Regions from separate parts of the Mus musculus genome. Here regions 1, 2 and 4 are each linked to region 3. A link is a loop called in an ENCODE intact Hi-C map of the cell type or tissue named here. Cell type or tissue: heart. All regions are shown on one strand. Region 1 holds the start of Gm39870 (a long non-coding RNA gene). Region 2 overlaps Ptprj (protein tyrosine phosphatase, receptor type, J). Region 3 overlaps Nup160 (nucleoporin 160). Region 4 holds the start of Fnbp4 (formin binding protein 4).

Region 1 (2,500 bases), 53 kb before region 3:
TGCACATGTATGCATGTACATGTGTGCATGCACCCGCGCACACAATGCCATAGTGTAAGCATGGAGGGAAAGTATAACTTGTGGGAGCTGACTCTCTCCCTCTATCATGTGTGTCCCAGGGATGGAACTCGGGGTTGTCAGGCTTGGCAGCAAGCAGCTTTTACCCCCTGAGCCATCTCCCTGGCCCAGCTTTCCAGATTTCATGGGCCTCTTAACTGCCTGGCTGCACCTTGCTCCCTCCTTCCTTCCTCCCAGAGTCCCAACAACCTTCCTTCCCCGGGCTTCTGGTTCCTTGCCAGCAAGCGTGTGCAGCAGGAGAGTCTCAGTTCCCTGGCACTCTGATGGCTGTGTTCTGCCTCCCCTTTATATGGTGAGTTCTTTCAGAGTAAACGCCCAGGCAGAACTGTGGCATGGAATGCCAAGTTAGCTGTAGGAAGAGCCAGGATTTCTTTTCTTTCTTTCTTTCTTTCTTTCTTTCTTTCTTTCTTTCTTTCTTTCTTTCTTCCTTCCTTCCTTCCTTCCTTCCTTCCTTTCTTTCTTTCCTTCTTTCTTTCTTTTTTTTGTTTGATTTTTGGTTTATTATGACACCCAACAAGGTCCTGAGTTACTGGATCTCAACTCAGAATTCAAAATGGGTGTAGGCAAATGATTAAAAGGGTCTTGCACTCAAAGCATTTAGTACGGGTTAGGAACCTAGGGAAACCTTGGAGAAACGCCAGCTATGCTCTCAAGGTCTAGAGGAGGAGGATGCTTGTTACTGTGGCTTTGAGCGACATGTTTCCTTCTCTGCATCTCAGTGGGCTCATTTGTAAAATGAGTTGTGGATACAGTTCAGTTGTGAGACTCTCAACCCCCCCCCCCCGCCCCCATCCTACTGGTCAACACCTCAGAATCCACATTAAGCACAGGAGCTGTGGCTTAGGCTTTGCAATGTTACAGCGCCCTCTATCGAGTGCTGGACCAGTGTTTGTTATAGCCTTAAATCATGTTTGTGAAAACAGTAACAACCCAGCACTGTGAGCTAGTTTGACAGAGCAAATGAGGAAAAAACAAATGATCAACGTGTCTTATTTTTATATTTAAAATTTGTGCCTATCCTATTCATTTGGGGACATTTTAAAGTTTGTGGGTTTTAATTTACTTTAACACAATTGCAGACTTAAAACTGAAAAAAAAAATGAGAATTACAGTAAGTTCTTCACCCAGACTCCCCAACTTGTAACAGTTACTGGTTGGTTTATCATGTTCCCTCTTTCCTCCCTCCCCACACCTTCCTTTTCTGCTACACACACTCCAAATACATTTGTTCTGAGTCATTCAAGAGTAAATTATATTATCTACTTTATTGATAGTGAGACCACATTATTATTCAATTGTGAAACTTTATCCAAATTTCTCAAATTTTCTCCATAATCCCTTTGCAGCAGAAGAAAACCTTATATTAAATCTGGTGTTTTTCTTTGTCTTTTGAGCTATTAGGTTGTTGTTGTTGCTGCTGCTGCTGCTGCTGCTGTTGCTACTACTGTTGTCCTATAGAAGTGAAATGAGGGATTTTGCAGATTGTTGCTCCGTTTCAGTTTATTGGATGTTTTCCTAATGACTATAATCAGGCTGTACATTTTTGGCAGTCATACCACAAAAGTTTAGTTGTTTTCGAATTAACAAAACAGCATGTGTTTACCCCCAAAAAAGTACACTAACGATATAGAAAATTATTATATGTGTGTGTTTATGTATGTAAATAAACATCTTGAGACGTTTTTAAGGCAGGCAATAGTCTCACTCCTAGGACTTTTTATTAAGGTAAAGTGTTGCTTGATTCTCAGGGGGAGAGCATATGTATACACTTATGTATATGTGCATTGGGTGTGTGTTCACCTGTGTCTGTCTGCGTGTGGAAGCCAGAGGCCAACACTGGATGTCTTCCTCTATTGTTCTTCTCCTTATTTTCTGAGACAGGGTCTCACTGAAGCTGGAGCTAACCAACTTAGCCAGAGTGGATGGCCAAGGAGCTCGGGGATTTGCCTGGCCTCATCTCCCCAGGTAAGAAATACACGTTTCACCAGGCAGTGGTGGCTCATGCCTGTAATCCCAGCACTTGGGAGGCAGAGGCAGGTGGATTTCTGAGTTCGAGGCCAGCCTGGTCTACAGAGTGAGTTCCAGGACAGCCAGGACTGCACAGAGAAACCCTGTCTTGAAAACCAAAAAAAAAAAAAAAAAAAAAAAAAAAAAAAAAAAAAAAATTACACCTTTCTGTCCAGCTTTTTAGGTGGATGCTGGATATCCAGACGGGTTCAAATGCTTGCATCCACTGAGCTAAGATGCATATGCAGTCCTCAGCCCCGTGCCATTCCGTAATAGAAGAGAAACGAAGCAGTGTGGGTTTCCCTGTCAATATTCATCTACTGAGGCTGCTCTTTGCTCTAGCCAGAAGCAGGGAGGCAGGAAAGGAGCCCTTGTGTTATTTGATTCTGATCTTCAATGGATCTAAATCACTGAC
Region 2 (2,500 bases), 200 kb before region 3:
GTTGGTTGGTTTGGTTCGGTTTGGCTTTGCTGGAAAAGAAAAAAAAAGTCCTGAATTTTAGGGGCAAAAAATGCTACCATTTTTTTCCCAAAAATATACCTTTTTTTAAAGTAGTAACTACTATTATCCTCCTACAGAAACAGTAAGGTCTTGATCCCAGAACAGTGCTTTCAGCTGGATGTATTTAGCTATATAAACCATCGTCACCATAATATTAGGCAGGCATCTGTATTTATCTTGTCTTCCTACAGACCAGGAAAAGTACCCAGCTCCAACTGGGACTCAGGCCTCCACACAGCACTGGAGGGCCAAGAGGAAAGGAACTTTGTATAACTTACCTTTCAAAGGATGCCAGAACTTCATATGTATCGGGCAAGTACGCAACCATGAGCTATAGACTCACTCCCAGGCTGACACGCAAAATCAAAAAATATAGGAGGCTATCTCTGCTTTCCAAGAATTTCTATAATCCCACAACACCATATTGTAAGTGTAGTAAAACAGCAACATAAGAAAGTGCTTGCAAAATAATACATATCACATAAAATAGAAATATTCAGTATTACAGTTTCAGTATATTTATCTCACACATGGGTGTGGGCTGGTGAAAGAAAATCACAAGAAATCCAATGATTTTATGAGCTGGTGGTTTAACTATGTCCCCCAGGAAGCCCCCAAACTCCCTAGCTCAAAAGAATCTGCTGACGTAGACTCCCGAGGAACTGGGAATACAGTGCTATATCACCGTCATTCAGTTGAGAAAACAAAGAATTTTTATAGTTGTGGTTAAACAACTAACTGAATGCTCCTTTCACTTACAGTTTCTATCTTCATTGTATTTTGGGGGGGTTGTTATGTTTCTATATGCATTGATGTTCTGCCTGCATGTCTGTGCAAGGATGCCAGACCCTCTGGAACTTGAGTTACAGACAGTTGTGAGCCACCGCTGGGAATCGAACTCAGGTCCCCTGGAAGAGAGGCTAGTGCTCTTAACCACTGAGCCATCTCTCCAACCCCATAAGTGGATTCTTGTTATCTTTTTTTCCTGTGATTTTTTCCCCCCATGTTAGCCATTAATGCAACTGTGTCCACTAGGGGGCAGTAGCAAACAACACAAGAATGGAAAGGAGCAAGGTACTCACCCGCACCTGCGCACAGGACCTGTAACGGAAAAGAAAAGGGAAGTCAGCAGATCCATTCAACCGTGAAAATGCAAATCAGAAGCAGAGCAGTTGGGGGTGGGTATCGAGTGCACGGGAGGCAGACGGCCATGGAGAGGGCGTCCTGGGGCTGTAAATACAGGGAAAGAGCAAGTCAACTATACAAAAGATTAACTGGGTTCACTGAGGCCATGGGGCTGCTGACTACATAAACCCAGTGTTTTTCACAGCTCCGCAAGCCAGTGCTCCCTCCTGCCCCTGGGAGGTGAACTGCCTTACAGAGAATACAAAAGGAAATGCAGGCCACAAGCTCTTCCCTTTAGCCATGTCCAGGGCCAGCCTACTGTTAAAGCCATGGCTGAAGTGCAGTCAATAGGTTTGTAATCTCTCACTATACAATAGTAACCTTCTTTAGTCTATCAGTAGAGGGCAATCAGTTTCTAATTATCTGGTATATAGCTTTGGGAAGGAGCAGAATGTGAGGCCTTACAGATTTAGTTGGCAATGTTAGTCTTTCGTTTGGGAGCCAGGGAGTCCCTTCGGCGGTTCTCACTATCATCCATACCATACATTATTTCCCCAAAGCCTAATGTAATTCAAGGTCGCAAATCCCATTGTCTCTTAAATACATGCTTTTGGTAATTGGAATTTCCAAAGTATGGTGACTGAGAAAAAGAAAATAACCAAAAGAAGGGAAAATGCCCCACAATTCCCTACTGCCCTCAGATTAAAAATCCACCCTTAAGTACCCAGCAGGCTCCTCTAGTCTTGGTGACACTCGTATTCTTGAAGCTGATTTCCCCTTAGGACATTTAAACATATATTCCCTCTTGCAAAATCAGTGCCCCAAAACTTATTTTCTAGGGCCTGCCCAAAAAGGCCACCCCTTCAGAAGTCTCTTCTATAACCAGCCAGGAAAACTAAACCACCCTCACTCCTTCACCACTGTTTCCTCCACAGGAGCAGAAACACTGTGCATACAGTAGGTGCTCAATAAGTGTCACAGAAAAGAACCAATTAGCTGAGATGGAACGGAATCCCCAAGGTCCCCCAAAACTTTCTACCATCTCCTCTCTCAAGCTTAACCTTTCTTAGCTCATCTGAGCCAGGCAATATGTCAACAACACAGTCTAGGATGGACCCAAGGGGAGGGGGAGAACACAAGAGGCCATGCCAGCACAAGGAAGCAAGTGTATTTTGCCCAGTTCAACTACAAAACCATCACTCTTTAGGATGGTGGCTTCTGGCACCTGCCCATAGTACCCGCCTTGGTATCAATACAGCGTTGCCCCTCCTGGAATCCATTCATCTAAGGACCACCTGAAACCATCCTGCCCTCT
Region 3 (2,500 bases):
CCTTCCCGTTCATCTTGCATTCTTTCTGCCTTGATAGAGATTTTGAATATGTGGGGGAAATGACACTAACAACAAGTTCCCCAAAACATATCTCATTCACCTAGACCAGGCTGGCCTTAAATTCAGAGATCTACCTGCATTTGCCTCCTGTGTGCTGGGGTTCAAGATGTGTGCCACCAAGCCGCACAACAGGTAATCTTTTAAAAAAATATTTTTTAAATTGTGTGTGTGTGTGTGTGTGTGTGTGTGTGTGTGTGTGAGCTTCCCTCTCAAAAAAAAAGTCTCTGAAGCAGAGATTTACACACAGGAAGGAGCACACAGTGTGCTCACAGAACAGCATTGCTAGGGGAGTGAAGAAAGCAGGATTAGGCAGAGAAAACTGAACTGAAATTGACCAGGATGGACCTAGATGGAAGCAAGGGACCAGGACCTTAGGCTTCATCTTGATCCACTGAGATGCATCCACTGAGTGCAGACATAACTCCCTTTTTGCCAAGTACAGAAGGACAGGGGTTAGCAGGGCTCTAGGGGAGACTTTATCTTAGTGAGATTTAGAGGAGTAATTTAGTAAAAATGGAAAAATTAAAGATGCTAAAATGAGGAATAGACCGAAGGTCAAGGTAGGGAGGGTGTCTCTCTATAAGTTCAGACACAGTTCAATGTACAGAAACAGAAGCATAAGGCTATAATTGCTGGTAGGAAAATATGGTTGCAGGGCAAGTTGTCTTCTTTTGTGAGGAATGGGGACGTCAAGACAGTTTCTGTTGCCCTGGTTGTCCTGGAACTCACTCTGTAATGCAGGCTGGCCTTTAACTCACAGAAACCCACCTACCTCTGCCTCCTGAGTGCTGGGATTAAAAGCTGCTTTTTGTTTGATTTGAGCCAGGGTTTTAGGCAGCCTCAGGCTGGCCTTGATCTTGACATAAATTGGAGGATAATCTTGAACTCCTGATCTACTTGCTTCCAAAAGCTGCTGTCAGTGTGCCACTATGCCCACTCGGCCGACTTCAGAGTAAGCTAAGAATGAGTGGGGGTGAGGGCTGGAGACATGGCTCAGCGGTTAAGAGCACCGACTGCTCTTCCCAAGGTCCTGAGTTCAAATCCCAGCAACCACATGGTGGCTCACAACCATCCGTAATGAAATCTAGCGCCCTCTTCTGGTGCATCTGAAGAGAGGTGTGGGCAGTGACAATCACGAAATAGTCATTAAGGCAATAAATGGTCAAGGGAAATGCAATTGCTGGGGCAGAATTATGGAACTTCGCAATGTTGTGATTCTGATGGAGTTGCCAACGAACATGTTCAGCTGTAAGCCTGAAGTTGTAGTTTAATTTATTTACTCATTCATTTACAAAGTCTCACTATGTAGCCCCAAACTGGCTCTGAATGATCAATCTTCAACCTCCAGAGAATACTGACCGATCCCAGAAAGAAATTCACAAACAATTCCTTGCACGTTTGCAAACTGTACTGTATTTTCGATAACTTCAAGAAGGTTGGGGCATTAATATTTAATTCAACGCATCCGACCCGTGTCGCTCAGAGTGGCAAGTGTCTGTAATCCTAGTACTCCGGAGGCTGGGGCGGGAGGATCAGAGTTCGAGGCCAACCTGAGCTGACATCTCAACACATACATGTGTATGCGGGTGTGTAAAGAAAAAGTTTCGCAAAAATGCCAACACAAAGAATCCCTCCTTCCTTTTACTTTTCCTCCTTGTTTCGCTGAACGATGAAGAGGCTGGATAACAACTTACACGCCAACGCTCTAACGGAGGGGAAGGTTCCCGCAAGCTGGGAGTGTGCCCGTCAGGCCTCTTCCCCGCCCGCGCCCGCTTTTCAAAATGAAAACACGCACAGCCCCGCCCCTGCTCGAGGCCGTCGGGAAAAGGGCGCCGCCGCCGCAGCCGCCGCCCGTCTCCGGCCGCTCCGAAGTGACCGCGAGTCAAGGCATCTTCTTCCCGCCTCAGCCTCATTCTCGCGGTGAAAAGCCGCAGATGAGCCTCCGACCCGCGGTCCTCAGGCAGCCAAAATCGCGCACACACATATCCCCGCCTCGCGCCACACCCCCGGAAGTGACGAGCCGACGTGACCCGCCCTTGTCCCGTCAGGCCTCACGGCGACGGCGGGAAGATGGCGGCGGCGGGATCCCTGGAACGGAGCTTCGTGGAACTGAGCGGAGCTGAACGCGAAAGGCCCAGGCACTTTCGGGAATTCACAGTCTGCGACATTGGTACGGAAAGGGCTTGGGAGAATGGGAGCCACTGCTTTCCCTCGGGCTCCCCAAGTAGGCCTTTGGTCTCCCCTGGTGGATCCAAGTCCACATGCCTGAAGCCTGTGCATCATCACATCTTGTCCTGTGCCTGACTTCTTCCTCCCTTTTCCACTCACTATTGTATGCACTGTCAGTCCCTTGCACTCTGCTCCTCGGCACTCTTCAGTGCCTGTCATCCCCCAGAGAACCGCGCATGCAAGCCCACCACATTCATTTTGTAGGGACTGC
Region 4 (2,500 bases), 67 kb after region 3:
CTCTCCAGGAGTACAGTGCACCATCTTTAGGCATTATTTCTCATCTTCTGGCCTGCTGTCATTAGTCTAGAAGCAATCAGGGATGGGTGGAAGGAGTGGGTCCTGGAGAAAATCAGCATTATCTTGCGTGGTAACTATCTCTGGGGAGAACATTAATGACTCAGGATGTCACCTGACTCTAGGAATGGGGAACAAGGAAGACTCAAAATGTAAAGAGCTCAGCCTCAAGGTGGAGGAGTTGGAGGTAGGGCAAAAAAGTAGTGTTTACAGAAGTAGGATGAGGTAAGGCTTCGGTATCCCATATGAACAGTTTGACTGTTTCCAAGGTCCAGTCATTTTCCCTACTAATCACGTCGTATTTCGTTTTAAAGAGCCTACTGGGGCTGGAGAAATGGCTCAGCGGTTAAGAGCACTGACTGCTCTTCCAAAGGTCCTGAGTTCAAATCCGAGCAACTACATGGTGGCTCACAACCATCTGTAATGAGATCTGATACCCTCTTGTGTATCACAGCTACAGTTTACTTACATTTAATAAATAAATAAACCTTTGGGTTGGGGCGAGCGGGGCTGGAGCAAGAAAGTGGGGAGAGAGCCTACCGTAAACCCATCACTTGGGAAGCAGAGGCAGGCGGATTTCTGAGTTCCAGGCCAGCCTGGTCTACAAAGTGAGTTCCAGGACAACCAGGGCTACACAGAGAAACCCTGTCTCGAAAATCAAAAACAAAACCAAAACAAAACAGAAAAAGCCTACCGATGTATAAACACCCAGCATCATCATTGTTTAATACTATACCCCAAAGAAGCTACAATAACCAAGAGAACTTGCAGAAGGGTGCAATGTATCTTTATCTTCCTCAAAGACAAACAGCAATAAGCAGCTGAAAATAGCTACAAGATGGCGGACAAAGCCCTAAAGAAAAGACTTGGCTAACAGCGCATGGTGCAACCCCAGTCTAAGGAAGTCGCACACACCGCGGGCCCTTCCGCACTATTGGCGCGAAGTCCTGTCTTTTCCCTTTGCTATTGGCTACCGAGTCCGTCTCAAGTCAAAACAGCCAATCGCCTTTTCCCTGAACAAAGCCCACCCACCATGGATGGAGCGGAACGTGCGTAAAAGCACCGGGGCGCAGGCCGCATGCGCAAGTGCACCGCGCCGGTTAAAAGCGGATCTCCTCGGGAGGCGGTGCCACGGTTCATGAATATTGATTACGCACCGGGGCGCTGTGCGCCCGCCCCACTAATCTGCCGTCGTTCGCTGCTCGCGCTCCGGCTCATGATGGGGAAGAAGTCCCGGGCGGTACCCGGCCGCAGGCCTATCCTGCAGCTCTCTCCACCGGGTCCTCGGAGCAGCACCCCGGGCCGGGATCCCGACCCCGATCCGGATCCCGAGGCAGATTCGACTGCGGCGGCGACAAGCCAGTCAGCGCCGGCAGCAGCGACGGCGGCGGCCGCGACGTCGCCCGCGGTGCCTGCCTCCGCTGCCCCAGAGGACTCGCCTTCAGAAGGTAAGGGCGCGCGAGAGGAGCCCTGCTTTTATTTGGGACGTCTGAAACTCGAGCACGGGGCTTGCGGCCTAGGTTCCCGGGTGTCTCTTCGGACCCGGTGAAGAAGAGAAACCCTGGCGGGCGAGGTACACCTCGGCTGCCAGCGATCTGGGGCCCGCGGGACGGCGGTCGGGGACTCTGGGAGGCGGAAGGCCGGGCCCGGACTCATCTGAGGCGCCTTTGCGGTGCAGGGGTTTCTCCCCGGAACCTGTGCCGTCCACCGAGGCTTGGGACCCCAAATGTCTCCTAGATGACTCCCTTCGATCTTAATAACGCAGAAGGTGGAGGGCAATTTCCACGTGCGAGCCTTGAGGCGGTTGAACCTGGCCTTCTCTACTTGTCACGCTTGGTTTCGTTTTTGTTGAAATGGAGACACCACTCTTTAGAAGTGAACAAACCCATATTTTTTTCTTATGCTAGACAAAGCATCGGTAACCCCAGACTTAAGGGAAAGTGACAAAACCTGTGTGTGGGCTTTTCTGGAATTGTGTTTGGGTTTAGGGTAACAATTGCATGGAGTAGATGCCGGAGAAGCTATACTGTATCAAACATTAAGAATCAGATTAATAGGATGTACATAACGTGTGGAAACGTGCAGAAGTATTTATGCATGTTAATTGTTAAGTATTGCAGGTGCCATTTTCATAGTGTTCACGTTCTTACTGTCGCTACCACTAAATGAATGGAAGGGTAGATCAGCTTGTTTTTTGTCTTCTTAGTTTGCATCAGTGATACACGCTGGTTTTATAAGTTGATTCAGGCTGAAGGTCAAGCTTTGGACCCTGGCCCACTGACTGACTGCAGCTTCCTTTTGTGCATTCCAAATACAGATGAACAAGAAGTGGTGGTGGAGGTCCCCAACGTTGTTCAGAACCCTCCAACACCAGTCATGACCACCAGACCGACAGCCGTCAAGGCAACAGGTAGAGATTTTTGTTGTTGTTTTTGCCTTTCCC

The links. Peaks named below come from ENCODE experiments on the same cell type or tissue, not always from the same donor. Only the 100,000 strongest peaks of a DNase experiment are listed, where the experiment ranks them.
Region 1: it touches region 3 in a loop (4-fold over the local background); 7 of 42 quality-filtered maps call a loop at or near these places.
Region 2: it touches region 3 in a loop (9-fold over the local background); 39 of 42 quality-filtered maps call a loop at or near these places.
Region 4: a loop joins it to region 3, with 6 times the contacts of the local background. A loop is called at or near these places in 2 of 42 quality-filtered maps.

Annotation. Positions count from the first base shown.
Region 1 is chr2:90,624,281-90,626,780 of GRCm38, forward strand. It overlaps Gm39870 (a long non-coding RNA gene), which reads left to right and starts at 293. Exons shown (of 3, transcript XR_866517.1): 1 at 293-370; 2 at 1,960-2,043. In heart, a CTCF peak has its summit at 968; no DNase peak of the experiment used is centred here.
Region 2 is chr2:90,473,829-90,476,328 of GRCm38, forward strand. It overlaps Ptprj (protein tyrosine phosphatase, receptor type, J), which reads right to left. Exons shown (of 24, transcript NM_008982.6): 2 at 1,143-1,161. Among named protein-coding and RNA genes, the nearest start is that of Olfr1274, 74 kb to the left of the region's middle. In heart, a CTCF peak has its summit at 1,095 (motif pointing right); a DNase peak (open chromatin) is centred at 1,183; H3K4me3 peaks cover 459 bases; H3K27ac peaks cover 516 bases.
Region 3 is chr2:90,677,279-90,679,778 of GRCm38, forward strand. It overlaps Nup160 (nucleoporin 160), which reads left to right. Exons shown (of 37, transcript NM_021512.2): 1 at 1-192; 2 at 1,736-2,230; 3 at 2,494-2,500. The coding sequence starts at 2,131. Among named protein-coding and RNA genes, the nearest start is that of Nup160, 1.3 kb to the left of the region's middle. In heart, CTCF peaks have their summits at 1,162 (motif pointing left) and 2,276; a DNase peak (open chromatin) is centred at 2,073; H3K4me3 peaks cover 1,315 bases; H3K27ac peaks cover 1,132 bases.
Region 4 is chr2:90,744,322-90,746,821 of GRCm38, forward strand. Fnbp4 (formin binding protein 4) reads left to right here and starts at 1,237. Exons shown (of 17, transcript NM_018828.3): 1 at 1,237-1,505; 2 at 2,375-2,467. The coding sequence starts at 1,277. In heart, CTCF peaks have their summits at 1,243 and 1,447; a DNase peak (open chromatin) is centred at 1,070; H3K4me3 peaks cover 2,393 bases; H3K27ac peaks cover 2,500 bases.